Linked DNA regions of Homo sapiens: regions 2, 3, 4, 5 and 6 are each linked to region 1. A link is a contact called in ENCODE Hi-C or POLR2A ChIA-PET data. All regions are on one chromosome and are shown on one strand. Each heading gives the region's core, a stretch centred on a gene start or an enhancer-like site at or near the end of the contact. The rest is flanking DNA. Distances are from core to core; before and after follow the strand shown.

Region 1 (2,700 bases), core at 82-2,581:
GCTACAATAGTGACATTCACTGTCCACCCCTGGGTCAGTTTTGTCAGGAGGAACAACGACAAGAAAAAATGAATAATCAGGGTACCGTTTGAAAAAGTAAATGTGTTTTTCAAAAAAAAAAAAAATCATTCAATTGCACTATTTTAACTGACACCAATCATGCCAGGCACTGGGCTGCCATCCTAAAATGATGACATTAAAAAAAATATATCTGTGCATTACTGATACCCCATTTTTTCTTAGTACTCCATATTTTGAGTATTTTCAGACATAACAAAATAACAATCGACATGACATTTCTAAAACAGTGGGAAGCAGCTAAGCAAAACGAGCATTTTGCAAGCGATTGAAAAGCTGAAAAGAGAACAGGAATTAACTCCAGTTTGTACTAAAGCTATTAGGTATGTATCTCAGCAGTCTTTCTCACCATGAAACTCCTTAACATCTAAAGCTAAACCACATCCAACTTTATATGGTTTTAGAAGACAGACAAAGCAGAGAAAAAAAATGAAAGCTGGTAATATGGGGAAGAGAAAAAATGTTAGCTTTTACTGTCATTGTCACTTTTTAATACTTCGGTTACATCTACATATTTTTTATAAAGCAGCTTAGATGCCTGGATTAACAGCAGTATACTCAATCCATTCGGGGTACTTTATGGCCAGCCTTAAGCCATTAACAGCCTAGGAGAGTATTTGACAGCAAATCCAAATATCAATACTCTGAGGAGCCCCTTGACGCCTTCCGTTTACAAGATCTGAGCAGCGCCTGCTTCCAAGGCTCCGGGGGTCTGACAGTGAAGGATGCTGTTCGGGAACAAAGTGCAACGTCCTCCCAACCGCTGCAAATGTTCCTGTGCGCACACCACGAACACACACTAAGCACGCGCACCACGCACCCGGGGGGCCGTCTCTGAAGACCACCCCGGGGATGGAAACAGCCTGTCATTAAAAGGGGCGGCAGCTCCACCGCCACACTTGGGACCCCAGGAAGACGCGTCTCGAGACCCAGCACCTCCCTCTACTCTGGGCCCGGTGCGGTGAGTTTCCTCCTTCGGCCGCGCTCCTCCCGCCCTCCTCCCTCCGCCATGCGAAGGCGCAGCTCTCGGGCGGCCCCGAAGCCAGAAGGGGGACCAGCGGCAGGCGGAGGGGCTGGAGCGCCGGAGCCGGGCCGCTCCATCCATGCCGGCCGCACACCCGCCGCCACCCCATCTAAACGCAGCCTCCGCGGCGAGCACGTCGGCGCCCGGCTCACCTGGGGGCCGCAGCCTCCGCAGCTCACAGACATGTCACCGGCCTCAACGACCCGTGAGCGAGCCGGGCAAGCAAGCTGGCCCCCTCCCGCGCTGACCCCCAGCCCTCCCCCTCCCAGCCCCGCGGCCCGCCCCCGCCCTGCCCACCCCTCGGCTTCCGCCGCCGCCGCCGCCGCCGCAGCTCCGGCCCGCAACACCGCCTACTCTCCACGCCTCCCACTCTCTCTCGCGAGAGGGCAGCGCGCCTCTCGCGAGAAAAATTCCGCGGCCGAGCCCGCGCAAAAGTGGGTGGGCGTTTAAAAAGGGAAAGAAGGAACAGGAAAAAAAGCCTTCCCACGTGCTCCAGTGCAGCCCGCGGAGCAGCCCGCGGGGCAGCCCCGCTGGTCACATGACTTAAAGGGGGCCTCTCCATTGGCCGGGACCCACTCAGCCTTGGGAGCTTTAAATTCGAGGGCGACCTACGAACCTGCGGCGGACGTCTTGCGCGCTTCCTGGTCCGTTGCCTTGGAAACGGCTTAACCCTTCCCTCTGGCAAGTCCCCAGGCCTTGGCTTGCTCCGCAGATTTGGTTTCAGGCTCTGCCTCTTTTCCCTCGACCCCTTAGTCTTAACAGCCTGGGGCCAGCTGGGCTCCTTCTTCGCCACAAGGCTAGTTTTGCTTTCTTCCGAAGCCCGGGGCCCTTCCCAAAGTGGCAGCCCCACCAGATCCGAAGGCCCAAGGAAGGCTCATCCTTTCTGATGGCTCCGCCCCTTCTCCCAGCATCTCCGGGGAGGACCACTCACAGCGCACCGGGCAACCAGCCCTATCCCAGCCAAGAAGTAGCTTCCAGGGTTCTCAGGGCCCTAGTGCTCACCCTGATGTCTTTACGTGGTATGGAAATCGGAAAGTAAAGCTTTGGTCACTGGGAAGCCTAGCCAGAGATGAAAAGCTGTTATGGTGATTATTTTCACCTAAAATCGGAAGGGCCAGTCCAGTCAAATTGCCCTGTCTCCTAAAGGGCATCTGTTCCTCAAGAGTGGAAACACCTGGCAATAAGAAAGACATTTTTGAGTGTATCCTCGTTATGAGTTAAGTTTTGCCCTGTTCAGAGGAGAGGGTCACGGAAGAAAGGGTGCATTCGTTTGTTCATTTCTTCATTCAACAAACACTACTCTAGGCTGTTGATTGAACAATGATGAAGACAAGTAGTGTAGATTCTAGGGAACTTATCTGAGGGTGAAAAGAAAAAAAATCTGTTGGTTTTAAGCTGTATGCAAAGAAGTTACAATAAGTGACGTGATGGTGATGGTGACTGAGTGGCTAGTAAAGGGGATGCCCTTTTAAGGAGGAGATATTTTAGCAGCGATTTGAATAACAGACGCAAAAATCAGAGCATAGAGCATTCCAGGAAAAGGATAACACTAATTCAAAGGCCCTAAGTAAGGATCTATTCTAGTGCATTTGAGGGAA
Region 2 (2,700 bases), core at 123-2,622, 3.9 Mb before region 1:
GGGCTGATAGCTCTCTGTGAGGTGAACCGTTTCTAGAATCCCCACCGTCTCGTCCTGTTCTTCCGCCCACCCAGTTCCTCAAGATAGCCCCTGTGGGCTTCTGATGAAGTCACCACACCACTGGCTAATGAAGTAGATAAACCAGAACAGTTTGGTTTAACATTTAAGGTCAGAAACAGGAACTTTCTAGAGGAGAAATCAAAAAAGCAAAAGAAGTATAAGGGCAGCCCTCCAACCAGTCAGAATACCGTGACCACCTGAGAGGCCCGTGGCCCAGCGGACACGGACGCATGTCAACTCTGGAGCAGATATCTTCAGCGCAGCATCTGACCTGGGAGTACAGCCACATACCCTCATTCCTAAACGGCAGATTGACTACTGGAGTCACACACAGTCTCCGGGCAATGTGGAGACATGTCTAATATTTAGTCAACATAACTCAGGGTGCCACAGTCTTCACAACTGTTGTGAGCACTTGAGGATGCTCCATTTGAAGATAGGAATTTGCCCTCAAGCATCTGGGGTTTGGGTACAGAACAGAGCTTCCCCTGCCACCACCTGCTAATTTTATAAAATGTGCATTCAAAAAAAAATCCTGCCTGTAAGAAGGAATTAAGCTACCCATTTAAATATAACAGCTGCCTGTGCAATCTACTGCTGCTCTTTATAGGAAACGCTTAAATAATTGAGATACTTAATTGGGTTAAAGAGATCCCTAGCACATAGATGTTCTATAAATAAAAGAATGAGTAAATAATCTAGTAACCTTCCTTTTCATGTCCTTCACTTAAAGAGATCGTTCTGTTTTGTTTGCACCAATAAGATCACTGTTAGAGGACTCCAGAGAGGTTTGATTTCAGGTGGGGTGGGGCTTTCCCAAGGAAGTCCCTTTTCATTTGTTTCAGGTGTACTGCCACCTTTTTCCCTGGCTCTTTCACTAAAAATGAAAAATTTGTTGATCTTTGCTGTAAGTAGGTAGGCATCTGGGCTTTGCTTTTGCAACTAGAGTCAAAGAAGTCAAGTTATCAGGCTGATCTTGCCTTGCTATCTAGAATCAGAAAGGTTTAAGTAGCCCAGGGACTACTCAAAGACAGCTGGAGGAGAAAGGGAGAGAGAAAAATGCTTATAAAGAGGTGGGCAAAAGAGCGGGACCTTGTCTCAAAAAAAAAAAAAAAAAAGAGGAAGTGGTAGGAGGTGTCTGAATTTCACTGTGACCTGTTCTGTCAGGTGATTTTTGGTGGGGCGGGGACATGAAAAAAAAGTTAAAATGTCCTTATAAAGACAAAATCTTTTTCTTTCCTGGCTGATGATTTGTCATTCTAGTCACTTCCTGCCTTGTGACCACACACCCAGGCTTGACAAAGCTGTTCTGCAGATCAGAAAGAAGGGGTTCCTGGTCATACACCAGTACTACCAAGGACAGCTTTTTTCCTGCAAGGTAAATGTTCTTCATGTGTTTTTGTTGGTTTTAAGCGCTTGTGATGCACTTCGGCACTGTTTCTGTGGATTGTGGGTTTTGCCTTCAGGGGACCAGAGATCTGAGCATGTCACCTGAGACCTCTGTGATTCCTGCCACTGTCTAACTGGCCAGGACATCTGCCGCCACCTCGCGTGGCCATCCAAGATGGAGCACCTCGGCTCTCTGGGCTGGGTTCTTCTCAACTTATCTGCAGTTATCACCCCTGCCCAAAATTAAGGTTTCTTTTTCCTTTTAAAACCAAACCATGTTCTGGTTTATTTCTATTGCTCTATTTCACGGAGGCTATTTACTGTGATTTTATCTTCTTTAAAATGTTTTCAGGAAAAGCGCGTATTGATAATTTAGATTGTATGGCTTATTGGCCCAATGGGGGTAGTTTAATTTTAGTTCCTGCGGTTCTGTTTTTCTAAAAAACTTCTTTACAGTACTTTAGTGGATAAATTATCTAGAGTCATATGTTACTGAATGTGATACTGGTTATTTGAGTGATTTTTGGCGCCAAGGGTTTTTAATGGGTGTGCTTTATAACCACATGGAATTAGAGGTTTTCTCTTTTCCATTTGTTCTCTAAAAATAAAAGCAATTTGTATAATGCTTAATTGTAGTGTTTTTGTAGGATTGTCTGAATTATTTGTTATGCTTATGACCATATCAATGAATATTCACTCAAATTCTGGGAGAAAGGCTTTTATCTACAATAGAAATTTTTACACAGTTGATATGGGATATTTATTTCAGAAACTGCCCAAACATAGACACTTTGGATTTTGTAGTATAAGCTTTTACTTAATTACCACTATCACATAACACTAAGAACCATTGACAAATGATAACTATAAAAGCCATTCAGACTGGAAATGCGAACATTAATCAGGATGTTTATCAAAACCGAACTTTTCTTTTACACAGCAACTTGTTTTCTAAAATTACTCTGTCAGAACTATCAGTAAGCAAATAAAGGTGGCTTATCCACACACATCTTGATTTTGAATTTACATACATTTGTCATAAGTTTGGTTTCTATTAAGTATAATTGTTTAAAGAATGTCTGTGTAGACAAATTTGAATAGAATTAATCATTTACCTATAAATGTGAATTTCTGGAAACTGCAAAATGTGACCACCAATGTTACTTTGCACATCTCACCTGAATAGTTTCAAACAAGCAAAAATGTGAAACTGAGATAAGAGGGACTTGAACCCCGTAAAAGAACAGACTA
Region 3 (2,700 bases), core at 123-2,622, 3.2 Mb before region 1:
TCCCAGCATTTTCGGAGGCCGAGGCGGGCAGATCACTTGAGGTCAGGAGTTCGAGAACAGCCTGGACAACAGGGCGAAACCCCATCTCTACTAAAAATACAAAAAATTAGCCGGGTGTAGTGGCAGGCACCTGTGATCCCAGCTACTCGGGAGGCTGAGACAGGAGAATCGCTTGAACCCGGGAGGTGGAGGTTGCAGTGAGCCGAGGTCACGCCACTGCACTCCAGCCTGGGCGACAGAGCGAGAGAAAAGAATGCTTCCAACATCAAAAGTAACCATCACCACTGCTTATATAAAATAATCCTCCTAAACCTGGCCCTCAAAACTGGAAAACGTTTGTCAAACATCTGACAATTCATGTTACTTCCTGCTATTACAACTAATTGAATTGAATCACACAAGAAGCAGTAGTGCATAATATCCTAATGGTAAGTGGATTAAACACATTGACTCTAACACCGAAAACCAGCACTGCTTAATAATGTACTGAGCCAACTTTCAAATAAAATTCATTTTTATTGCTTTGCAATAGGTGAAATAAATCTGATCTCCCATAACTTGCACTTGATTGAGAGCTCATAGTTCAATGTGCGATAAATGAAACTCACTCAGGACCAAGTTTTGGTCTCCCCAAGACCCCCATGGACAAAGCAACCTAGGTGAATCATTAAGGCGGTAAACGAGCACGCGCTGGAGACTGTCCTGCAGCACAGCACCTCGGGTTGACTGCCTCTCCTTCTGGGAGAGAGTGGGCAGCAGGATTACGCCTCGGCTGACAGGACGCCTCGTCTGGGGCAAAACGTTCGGTGCAAGGCTCCGGGCCAACCGTCCCATGCTGCTGGGGGAGGACTGGGTTCCGGCGAGCACCAGCTGCAGGACACCCCCACAGCCGTCCCCAGGCAGAATTAGAGTCGGGGTCGCAGGCAGAGCGAAGCCTGACAGCCTGGGAGATGAGGCCCCTCCCACCGGATCCGCCACCATGGCCAGGGAGGAGTGGAGAGATATCCTGGGCAGAGGCTAGTGAGGCCGGGGTCCTGCCGGGGCGCCCGAGGAGAATCCCAGCCCCATCGCCCCGGCCCGGTTCCTGCCCATCACCTCACCTCAGCTGGCACCGGCAAGTTCTCTGCCGCCGCCTTCAGCTCCAATACCGAGTCCGTCTGCCTGTCGGTCAGCGGCGCCGTCGTGTCCGGTCTCCGATCCCAGAGAGCCAGCTTTTCCCTAGCGTCCCGCTCCGCCGCCGCCTCAGGCAGCAGCAACAGCGCCGCCTCCGCCATCGCCGCCGCCCTCGCGGCCTTCAGCAGCAGCGAGATGGAGGGGACCCCGACAGAGAGACCTGGGCCACTTCCGGGAGAACCGGAGCTTCCAACACTGCACCGGCGGCGGGGCGGGACGGAATGCCCTGACCCCGGAAACGGTTCCGCAGTGTGGGGGGCGGGACCGAGGCCAGTACCGACGTGGCTTTAAATGGGTACGACTATTTCCGGTTGAAACGTAGAAGGTGGAGAAGACAGGACCCAATGGAAATAGAAATGCCCCTACCGGAAGTCTTTTCCTCAACATCAATAACTTTATTGTTACGTGTTGTACAGATTATTGACAACTGCGCTAAATCACCCTGCCGGCAGGAGACTTGGATCTACACCTCTCTGCTTACAGCTGGGTAGTCTGGGTAGAATGTGTGGAGTGTATGATTTCCATGTTGGCATGTTGACAATTTATGCCTCTTGGATCAAAACCAAAAGCATAAACTTTTCCAACATCCAGTAATTCCCCTACTAGAAAACTAATTTACGGAAACACATAAAAAATTCAAAGATGTGTGTATCTCAGACATCATTAATGGTATCAAATAACTGGAGACAACCTAAATGTCCAACATTGAAGAACTGGATCAAGAATTTGTGGCACAGACCAGGCGCGGGGGCTCAGGCCTGTAATCTCAGCACTTTGGGAGACCGAGGTGGGCGTATCACCTGAGGTCAGGAGTTTGAGACCAGACTGGCCAACATGGTTGAACCCCGTCTCTACTAAAAGCACAAAAATTAGCCAGGCGTGGTGGCACATGCCAGTAATCAGCCTGAGAGGCTGAGGCAGGAGAATCTCCTGAACCTGGAAGGTGGACGTTGCAGTGAGCAGAGATCTTGCCACTGCATTCCGGCCTGGGCATCAAGTGAGACTGTCTCAAAATGTATAATAATAATAATTTGTGGTACAGACATGTAATTCTACTCTACCATTTAAATCATATTGTAGATTTGAGCAACAAAATAAATAATGATAGTATTGGATCATAATTTACAGAATAAAATAAATACCCATGAGTCCATACTGCTATAAATAAACGATTGAATAAATAAATGGTGGAGAACAGACAATCTTCTACAAGTTATGGAGGCCTCTTCCTGCTCCTCCCTGGAGTCAAGGCAGGTGGAAACAGCTTCGTAGCAATTTTGACCATTGTCTGGGTAAAGTCTGAAGGCTTTATTCAGGCTTTATAGCACAAATCAGTGCCTGGCTATGTTCCCAAATGAAGGCTCTGATCTTTTAAGAGCAGAATTTGAGACCGGGCGCAGTGGCTCACACCTGTAATCCCAGCACTCTGGGAAGCCGAGGTGGGCGGATTACCTGAGGTCGGGAGTTCGAGACCAGCCTGATCAACATGGAGAAATCCCGTCTCTACTAAAAATACAAAAAAACTTA
Region 4 (2,840 bases), core at 1-2,500, 3.4 Mb before region 1:
GAAGTTGGTCACCAAAACACTCAGAACATTCCAGAGGTGACATCACAAAACAATATGGTGTTTTTCAGGGCTCATGGTTTCTCTCTGAGCATCACAGGTGGGAATGAGGCATCTGACAGGCAGGAAGAGCTTGTGGGTGCTGTGACTACTTGGCTGGTCAGGGTCAGTGTGACACACACAATAGCCCAAACATTAGCCCCCTGTTGGGTCATTCCAGCTGCCATTCGTATTCTCACTGCCAGGCTAAGTTGAGATCCCTATTCTCTCTCCAGAAGTGGCATCTTCTTGGAGTTGGGTCACTCAAGAAGAAAGAAACACAAACTGAACTCTTCCCATACCAAGGGAGAAAGTGTAGTCTGAGGTGTTTTCTGACACTACTCAATTCCTTAATTCTCTGACACCAACTGTGTGCCCTACAATTCAATTTCATCCTGATGCTATCTACCAGAGTTAGTGTTACAGAGCTGAAGCGGCTCACTACCCAATGCAATAGAAGCCAATACTAAAACACTAAGTTCTTTAAAAAAGAAAAACTTGTATATTGAAAGTCAACTCCCAAGGAGACAAGAGTCAAGCTCAAATCTGTCTCTCTGTGCTGACATTAAGGTAGTATTTTTATTAGAAAAGATTCAGGGGGTGGATTCTGAGATTAGTAGGTGATTGGTGGATGGAAATGGGAGGTCTGGAAAGTCCCAAAGAGTAAGAAACCAGTTACTTAATTTTTGAGTTTCAAGATAGCAGATAAGAAAAGAAACTTAAGCCGCTGAAACTCCCTCCACTTGTGAGATCAAGAAAAACCTGGCTGAAACTGGTTGGAACCAAGATGGCTAACTGGAGCTTGCACAGAATAAGCTTGCTGATGTCATAGCCTGAATTTCCACCACGTTTCATACTAACTCTCCCTGAATTTGCCATGCAACTCAGGAGTTAACATGAAGAAATAACTATGCATGCCCAAGGACTTTCCAGACCTCCCTTTTCCTTGCACAAATCACCTACTAATCTCAGAATCCACCCCCTGAACCTTTTCTAATAAAAGTACTGCCTTAATGCCAGCAGAAAGAGACAAATTTGAGCTTGACTCCTGTCTCCTTCAGAGGTGACTTTTAATATAAAGCTTTTCTTTTTTTCAAAAATTTGGTGTCAGTGTTGGCTTCTAGCACATTGGGCAGTGAGCCCCTTTTGCTTGTTAACAAACTAGAACCCCAGGTGAGACGAACAGCCTGTCCAAGGTACTGTTGCCCCTAGTGGTGTGCAGGCCCCCTGCACTGATCCTGAGTGGCCACCTAGACCAGGGTGTCCAGAGGCTCGACTATAGGGTTCCTTCTTCTCCACCATGGCACTTCAGGCTCCCTTGGCACTTCTCTTTTGGGAAAATAAATTGCTTCTGGATTAGACATCTTTCTGGTGAGTACCTTGTTAATATGCCCCTGTACTTTTAATTGTCTTTGAACTCATCATAACGACTGTGGGTTCAAGTCCCACCCTGTGGTTTAGGATTATGGATGAGAGTCCCAACCTTGTCTAGGATTGTGGATTTGAGTCCTACCCAAGGGGGATTCTGGTCAGTTCAGAGTCCCAAATCTGGTGTATGTTTAAGTCCCAAAGAATTAAGGCAATACTAAAAAGCTACAGCCACTAAGATAATCTAGTCTGGTTCTGATTTTTGTTGGTCTGTCTGTATTTTTGGTCTGTGTAGCAATATTTGGCTTAACAGAGGTCAAAGACTGTGATGGCTACAGCAGAAGCCTTATGAGATCTCCAGACTCCTGCACACTCAATTAGAACAAAGCAACTCCATAAACTAGAAAACCTGAAGAAAAATGGCACATGTAAAACATTTTCAGTCAATCCCTCTTTCTTCTTCTGTCCTTAAAGAGTTACCATGTAGTCTTCTAAGTTCTTTGCCTATTTTTCCTTCCTGACTACTCTGAATCTGCTGACTTTTCTGCTGGTGTTGAAATAAAACTTACTGTTCATGGTATTACTAGTTTCAGGTTACTGGCTAAAGAAAAAAAAGGAAAGAGGTCTTTTAAAATCAAAGTGCCCTGGAAACTGCTTTGCTCATCAGGGCAAATAAAATTTAGCCATGTGAACAGATTCCAGTTTTATCAGGAAAATAAGTTTGATCCAACTGTCTTGTTTATGCATATACATGCATTATGTTATATGTTGTGTCTATATGGTACCAAATTAGCTTATAAATAAAAGAGTACTGATAAATTAAATAAATAAGTCCAAATGCTTTCAAGTTCATTTGACTTTAATAATCTTTGGAAAATTAAAAAAAAATTATTGATAAAATAAAAATAGATATGTCTTCAGGATTGTCAGCATGTATTTTTGCCTGTGTTTACTGGTCAGCTGATATGTGCATCTGATAGTTATTTTAAGATGTCCAGGTTTGGCAAAAAGTTATGAAATTACAAACCCGGCCAAAACAGAATAATCTTTGTTTATGTGATTCTTTTGATAAATAAGACTAATTTAATATTGTTGGTTTAATGAAAACAATGAAATCCTCTGATTTATCAGCAAAATATCTGTGTATTTCACTTTAAAGTTCTTGCTTAGGTGAACACCTGATATTCACAAGCTGTAAAATGGTTAACAAGGAAATAACTTAAAATGGTGACTAGCTTTGTCTAATATCTCTATTCTCATAACTAATCTAGATAAACTGTTAAAAACAAATAAATTAGATAAATGTAAATGGGACAAATGTGTGTAAATGAAATTCTTATGTTTTTCAAAATCTTAAAGTTATGATACTTACTATCATACTTTACTTACTGAGCAGCTGGGTCACTTCCAATTAAGAAATGTATAAGGAAATGTTT
Region 5 (2,847 bases), core at 108-2,607, 4.5 Mb before region 1:
TATTTATGCTGGGTAAAAGAAATTTTAGTTCTGCTTATTCTCACATTGTATTCACACAAGAACCCTTTAGTAAAGAACTTCACACTTACAGTTCTTTGGCTAGTCTGCACCTCACAGCAGTCCACTTATTAGGCAAATATATCATTTAATCAATTATTTCTCTTTGTTCAAACATCAGTTATAAAGAACTTGCAATTTAGGTATTTATTCTGTTTCAGTTTTGAAACTGAAGAAAATCCCCTTTTCAATGATTTATACTTAAAGATAGTAAAAAGAAAGTTTAAAACAATTTACTTCAATGCTTTCTCAAAATAAAAACATTATTTTGATGAAACATTATTTTCAGTCTAAGTTCCAATTGATCCACAGGTTCAGTCCACAGGTTAATTTAGTCCAAAGATCACTATGGCAAAATGGGCCTGAGCCACACAATAGATTCTGGCAGGTAATCTCTTGTGTGGCAGCTCATCCATACTTAAGTCAGCTCCCATAGCTACACAATTTGCAGGGCCCAATTCCAGACACAAACGTGGGGCCCTGGTTCAACACTTACTGAGAGAAAATGTAGCGTCCTTCTGTTCTGGGGGCCGGGTAATAGCACAGGTTGCAGGCCCATGAGGCCAGCCCCAACTATCAGATTGTGTATTTACAATGTCAGTCTAACCGTTGCTGAAAAATACTTAGCTCTGTTGTAATCAGATTTAATTTCTCAAGAGGCAAAGTACACTCAACAGTTTGCTTAAATCAGAGAGACCAAAAGGAAAGATTTGCTGTAAATTATCAACTAGCAAATCTTAGTCAGTTCAACTTAATTTTTATTGAGGGAAGAAGGGAGAAAACAGAAAACTGATGGAGTTCCCACTGCGTGTCGGCCACTGGAGATTTCAAAGGTTTCTTGTTTAACTCAAGCTACCAAGTAGGTGACGTGGATAGTCTTGGGACAGAGGAGTTGAGGGAGTTGAAATTAGGCCCTAGTTTCTACATAAGTGACACGGAAACCCTCTGCACGAGTTAAGCGAAGCTACATCTCAAGTTTATTAATGCCTCGGGTTCTTGCTGCTGGCTCTGGGAAGAGTCTGAGCACGCACAGCAGACTGATCCCCGACAAGGTGACAGGGACTAACCTAACGCCCTCCTCGTTGGTCCTAGTAACCACACAGAGCAGAAACGCGGGCGAAGGCAGGAGTTGGAGGGGGCGCCCACGCGGAGGCTGCCGGGAAGTGCAATGTGCAAAGGCGGCGGGGCCATGGAGACTGAACTGGAGAAGAGCGGGTTCTCGGAGTTAAAAGCGAGAGTGAGTGGGACCGGAGGGGCGGGGCATCATATGGGCGGGGCTGAGGCGAGGCCCCGGCGGCCATCTTGAGCCCCGCCTTTTACTTCGGCCCGCTTCTTCTGGTCACTCCGCCACCGTAGGTAAGACTGGGTTCGGGTAGAGGCCTGGACGTTGTCAGCCTTCCTGCGGCTGCGGCACGGCTAGGCGTGATCGGGGCGGACGCCGAGTCCTGCGGTGCAGGTATCCGCAGGCACGAGCGCAGAGACGGCGACCCTGGGCCTTGGGCGCCACCATCCATGACAGGAGGCCAAGGACCTTTTCCCGTGACCCGGAGCCTCGCCTCTAATCCCTTTTCCTTCTCTGAGCCTCCAACCTAGTGTAACCCGGGGCGAGCGCCCGTTTACCTACTGCCCGCTACATTTGTACAGCTTTTTCCTGTTCAGAAAGACTTTCCTAGACCCGCAGCCACCGCGCGAAAATGTGAAGTAGATGTGTACGCATTTTAAGGAGGGAGCTGGCCTCAACGCGTTACTAGCGGCCGCCGGCGCCTGGTTCGGGGGAGTGTGGACCTGCTGCTCTAGGCAGCGTCCGCGTCGGGGCACGAGCCAATGGCGCGGTCAGGAGCACTCACCTGATGGTGCCGAGGGGAGCACGTGTCTTTGGAGTTTGACAAAATCTGTTCGGGTCGTAAAATGCTCTCAGAGCGCTGTGGGGGACTGGAAGTCATTTCTGATGGGGTCATTAGGGAAATGGGATTGAGCGCACCTGGAAGGAGAGGGCATTCAGGTTGCAGGAAAAATAATAGCTCATGTTTGTGTGTGTGGTAGAAGCAGCATTTTAAGCACTACGTGAATTAACTCATTTAATTCCCAGAGCAACCCTATCAAATTGATATATATTACTGTATACCCATTTTGCAGATGGGCAAATGAGGCATAGATTAGCTTGCCCAGTGTCATGTAGTAATAAGTGGTGAAGTCAGGGTTTGAACCCGGAGGGTCTGGCCCCAAAACCTGCTCTGAAACCATTGTACCGTGGCATTGAGTAAAGCCACCCGATAGCAACATCCAGGCCATCCTAGAATTATGCATAGTTGAGTTTAACTAACAAAATAGGGAGTGAGACCAGAAAAATAATCTGGGACCAAATTATAGACCATATTTAGAGCCATGTGAAGGTGTTTGGCGTTTATAGATGCTATATTTTTTTTAAAAAATTTTCCCCAGAGTTTAATAGAAATCCTTACCTAGGCAAGCCATGTGAATTTTTATGAAGGAAAAGAGACCCAGCCTAGGCAGCATGGCAAAACCTCCTCTACAAAAAATTACCTGGGCATGGTGGTGCCACCTGTGGTCCCAACTACTCCAGAGGCTGAGGCGGGAGGATCACCTGAGCCCGGGGGCCGAGATGATTGCAGTGAGCCGAGATCAGGCCACTGCACTCCAATCTGGGCCACAGAGTTTGACCCTGTCTCAAAAAAAAAAAAAAGAAGAAAAAAAAGACTGTGTTTGCACACAGGTAGAGTGTGACTGAAGTTTATATGGAGTTTTATTCATCTATTTTTTCAGTGATCC
Region 6 (2,939 bases), core at 193-2,692, 3.1 Mb before region 1:
AGGAGGAGGAGGACTGGGTGTGAGTGTCAGAGCAGCAGAGATTTTCATGTAGGGGAGGAAAAATTGCTTTCCACACCCATTGCTAAGTTCATGACTGAGGCCCTTATAACAAAAGACAAATCGACAAAAGCAAAGCGTACATTTTTTTGTTGTTTTTATTTTTTGAGACAGTCTTGCTCTGTCGCCAGGCTGGAGTGCAGTGGCACGATCTCGGCTCATGGCAACCCCCACCTCCCGGGTTCAAGTGATTCTCCCACCTCAGCCTCCCGAGTATCTGGGACTACAGGCACGCACCACCAGGCCCAGCTAATTTTTGTATTTTCAGTAGAGACAGGTTTCACCATGTTGGCCAGGACGGTCTTTATCTCTTGACCTCGTGATCTGCCTGCCTCAGCCTCCCAAAGTCTGGGATTACAGGTGTGAGCCACCATGCCCAGCCAGCGTACATATTTTTTAAATGTTTTCTGTGACATGGGAGCCTTTGTAAGGAAATGAGGACCCAAAGAAACAGGTGAGCTTGTGTATTTTTCTGTTTTGGTTTAATGAAGAGTGAACAGTTGTGCAAAAGTATTGGACAAAGCGGATGATCTAATGGTAAACTGGGGGGAACTTAGCAAGGCCTGTTTGTTCAGATTCTTCTCTGTGTTTCTGTGTCTTCAGAGATGAGGATATTTATTTTCCCTGGGTATATGGAGGGTACCTCTCGAATGAGAGTAATTTCTTTCTTTCTTTCTTTGAGACAGGGTCTCACTGTGTTGCCCAGGCTGAAGTGAAGTGCTGTGATCATAATTCCCCGTAGTCTCAAACTCCTATGCTCAAGAGATCCTCCCAACTCAGCCTCCCAAAGTGTTATGATTACAGGCGCCAGCCACTGTGCTGAGCCTACACCACACCTATTGAAACAGAATATTCAGCATTTAATATTTCGGGTTTTTTGTTTGTTTTTTGAGGGAGAGTCTCACTCTGTCACCCAGGCTGGAGTGCAGTGGTGCAATCTTGGCTCACTACAACCTCTGCCTCCTGGGTTTGAGCGATTCTCCCGCCTCAGTCTCCTGAGTAGCTGGGATTACAGGTGCCCACCACCACGCCTGGCTAATTTTTGTATTTTTAGTAGACACGGTTTCGCCGTGTTGCCCAGGCTGGTCTTGAACTCCTGGCCTCAAGTGATCTGCCCGCCTCAGCCTCCCAAAGTGCTGGGATTACAGGCATGAGCCACCGTGCCCAGCCAGAATATCCAGCATTTTAAAAACCCTTCTGGGATTTCAGCTCCCTGCTGGGGATTGAGGAACCACTATTGTAGCAGGAAGCATGGGAAGGAAATGAGCTCATGAGATAAAGGAAAACAGCTCAGGCAGCTGGCTTGTGGTTACTGCCCTCTTGCTAAAGCAACATATAAAGCGCCAGAGTGGAAAGGAATCTAATGCGCCTGTCCAGTGCTCAGCACCCTTGACTTCCGTCCCTCTTAACCACAGTGCGTGAAGGCCCTGCAGTTCCCCAGGTATGGCTTGGCCTCGTTTTCCACATTGTATGTTAATGCAATAATTTTGTTTTGTTTTTTTTTTTTTTGAGACGGAATCTCGCTGTGTCGCCCAGGCTGGAGTGCAGTGGCGTGATCTGGGCTCACTGCAAGCTCCCCCTCCCAGGTTCACGCCATTCTCCTGCCTCAGCCTCCTGAGTAGCTGGGACTACAGGCGCCTGCCACCACGCCCGGCTAATTTTTTGTATTTTTAGTGGAGACGGGGTTTTACCATGTTAGCCAGGATGGTCTTGATATCCTGACCTCATGTTCCTTGCCCTCAGCCTCCCAAAGTGCTGGGATTACAGGTGTGAGCCACTGCGCCCAGCCAACGCAATAATATTTTAATGCAGCCTAAACTGACATTTGCTTCTTTTGGGTAATATCAGACAGGAGACTTGTCTTGAATTTCTGCCAGCTAAAACTTGTCTTCATGCTTGCTGCTGAAACCAGGTCTGCCCCATCCACACACTGGTGCAGTTGGATTTTGGACTCACACGCAGGAACTTACACTGTGATACCTTTTTCTCACTTTGCATACCAGATGTCTCAGCATCCGATGTGTACTTTAGACATGTTCCTTCCTAATTCCTTTTTCTTTTCTTTTTTTTTTTTTTCATTCTATTTTAGCTCGGCTAAAACAAATAAAAGATAAGCGTCTGCATCAATTTGGCAGACTTACAAGAAAAAAAGGCATTCTTTCCATTTTGGAAGAAGGCATGTGGAATTAGTACTATGCAGTGGTGGTATTTTGAAATCTGGGTTCTAATAAAAGCCCAACCACTTGCTGTGAGAACTCCAGCATCTTAACCTCTCTAAGCCTCAGTATCTCCATCTAGAAAACAGAAACTCATACTTACCTCATCGGCTGATTTGGTAAGTAGAGGCTATCATAGGAGTGCCTTTACCATGAGAAATTCTTACAATACTGGTCTCTACTCTGAATCAGTGCAAAATACAGGATGCCTGTTCACATTCTCTGACTTGCAAAATACAGGATGCCTGTTCACATTCTCTGACTTTTGTGTAGCCTTGGGAAACTGCATCATGAATATGTTTTAGGGGTCAGGCGCAGTGGCTCACGCCTGTAATCCCAGCACTTTGGGAGGCCGAGGCAGGCGGATCACAAGATCAGGAGATTGAGACTATCCTGGCTAACACGGTGAAACCCTGTCTCTACTAAAAATACAAAAAATTAGCCGGGCATGGTGGTGGGTGCCTGTAGTCCCAGCTACTCGGGAGGCTGAGGCAGGAGAATGGTGTGAACCCGGGAGGCGGAGCTTACAGTGAGCCAAGATCGTGCCATTGCACTCCAGCCTGGGCGACAGAGTGAGACTCCGTCTCAAAAAAAAAAAAAAAAAAAAAAGAATATGTTTTAGGCCGGGCGCAATGGCTCACGCCTGTAATCCCAACACTTTGGGAG

What was found. A loop is a pair of places that touch in the nucleus more often than their neighbours do. ChIA-PET counts read pairs that join two places held with the same protein, here RNA polymerase II (POLR2A). Pooled maps may share reads with other maps.
Region 2: a loop to region 1 is called in a pooled map, with 20 times the contacts of the local background. The contact joins the promoter of LCP1 here to the promoter of AKAP11 in region 1. A Hi-C loop is called at or near these places in 2 of 37 single-sample maps with no recorded cell type and 8 of 50 pooled maps.
Region 3: a map of CD4-positive, alpha-beta T cell shows a loop between it and region 1 (6-fold over the local background). The contact joins the promoter of COG3 here to the promoter of AKAP11 in region 1. A Hi-C loop is called at or near these places in 1 of 168 maps with a recorded cell type or tissue (CD4-positive, alpha-beta T cell), 1 of 37 single-sample maps with no recorded cell type and 9 of 50 pooled maps.
Region 4: a loop to region 1 is called in a map of GM12878, with 22 times the contacts of the local background. The contact joins the promoter of LINC01055 here to the promoter of AKAP11 in region 1. A Hi-C loop is called at or near these places in 1 of 168 maps with a recorded cell type or tissue (GM12878), 3 of 37 single-sample maps with no recorded cell type and 4 of 50 pooled maps.
Region 5: a loop to region 1 is called in a map of IMR-90, with 17 times the contacts of the local background. The contact joins the promoter of ESD here to the promoter of AKAP11 in region 1. A Hi-C loop is called at or near these places in 3 of 168 maps with a recorded cell type or tissue (CD8-positive, alpha-beta T cell, IMR-90 and naive thymus-derived CD4-positive, alpha-beta T cell) and 9 of 50 pooled maps.
Region 6: a loop to region 1 is called in a map of ascending aorta, with 10 times the contacts of the local background. The contact joins the enhancer-like site here to the promoter of AKAP11 in region 1. A Hi-C loop is called at or near these places in 1 of 168 maps with a recorded cell type or tissue (ascending aorta) and 3 of 50 pooled maps. POLR2A ChIA-PET finds 5 or more read pairs at or near these places in 1 of 52 experiments (CD8-positive, alpha-beta T cell).

The regions. Positions count from the first base shown.
Region 1 is chr13:42,270,783-42,273,482 of GRCh38, reverse strand. AKAP11 (A-kinase anchoring protein 11) reads right to left here and starts at 1,331. Exons shown (of 13, transcript NM_016248.4): 1 at 1,255-1,331. RefSeq lists a silencer at 1,072-1,421 and an enhancer at 1,962-2,141.
Region 2 is chr13:46,180,849-46,183,548 of GRCh38, reverse strand. LCP1 (lymphocyte cytosolic protein 1) reads left to right here and starts at 1,372. Exons shown (of 16, transcript NM_002298.5): 1 at 1,372-1,438. RefSeq lists an enhancer at 1,280-1,709.
Region 3 is chr13:45,463,611-45,466,310 of GRCh38, reverse strand. It overlaps COG3 (component of oligomeric golgi complex 3), which reads right to left and starts at 1,372. Exons shown (of 23, transcript NM_031431.4): 1 at 1,101-1,372. The coding sequence starts at 1,274.
Region 4 is chr13:45,699,594-45,702,433 of GRCh38, reverse strand. It overlaps LINC01055 (long intergenic non-protein coding RNA 1055), which reads left to right and starts at 1,250. Exons shown (of 4, transcript NR_125786.1): 1 at 1,250-1,407. It overlaps CBY2 (chibby family member 2), which reads right to left and starts at 114. Exons shown (of 3, transcript NM_152719.3): 1 at 1-114. The coding sequence starts at 43. RefSeq lists enhancers at 602-901, 1,352-1,431.
Region 5 is chr13:46,795,671-46,798,517 of GRCh38, reverse strand. ESD (esterase D) reads left to right here and starts at 1,357. Exons shown (of 10, transcript NM_001984.2): 1 at 1,357-1,413. RefSeq lists enhancers at 1,440-1,489, 1,621-2,222 and a silencer at 1,800-1,849.
Region 6 is chr13:45,328,299-45,331,237 of GRCh38, reverse strand. No RefSeq gene overlaps it. Among named protein-coding and RNA genes, the nearest start is that of SNORA31B, 6.7 kb to the left of the region's middle. RefSeq lists an enhancer at 586-1,086. Within about 2 kb of position 1,442, at least 19 of the 41 ENCODE cell types and tissues checked have a DNase peak (open chromatin) inside an H3K27ac peak, as active enhancers do; they include ascending aorta, where a contact is called at or near this core.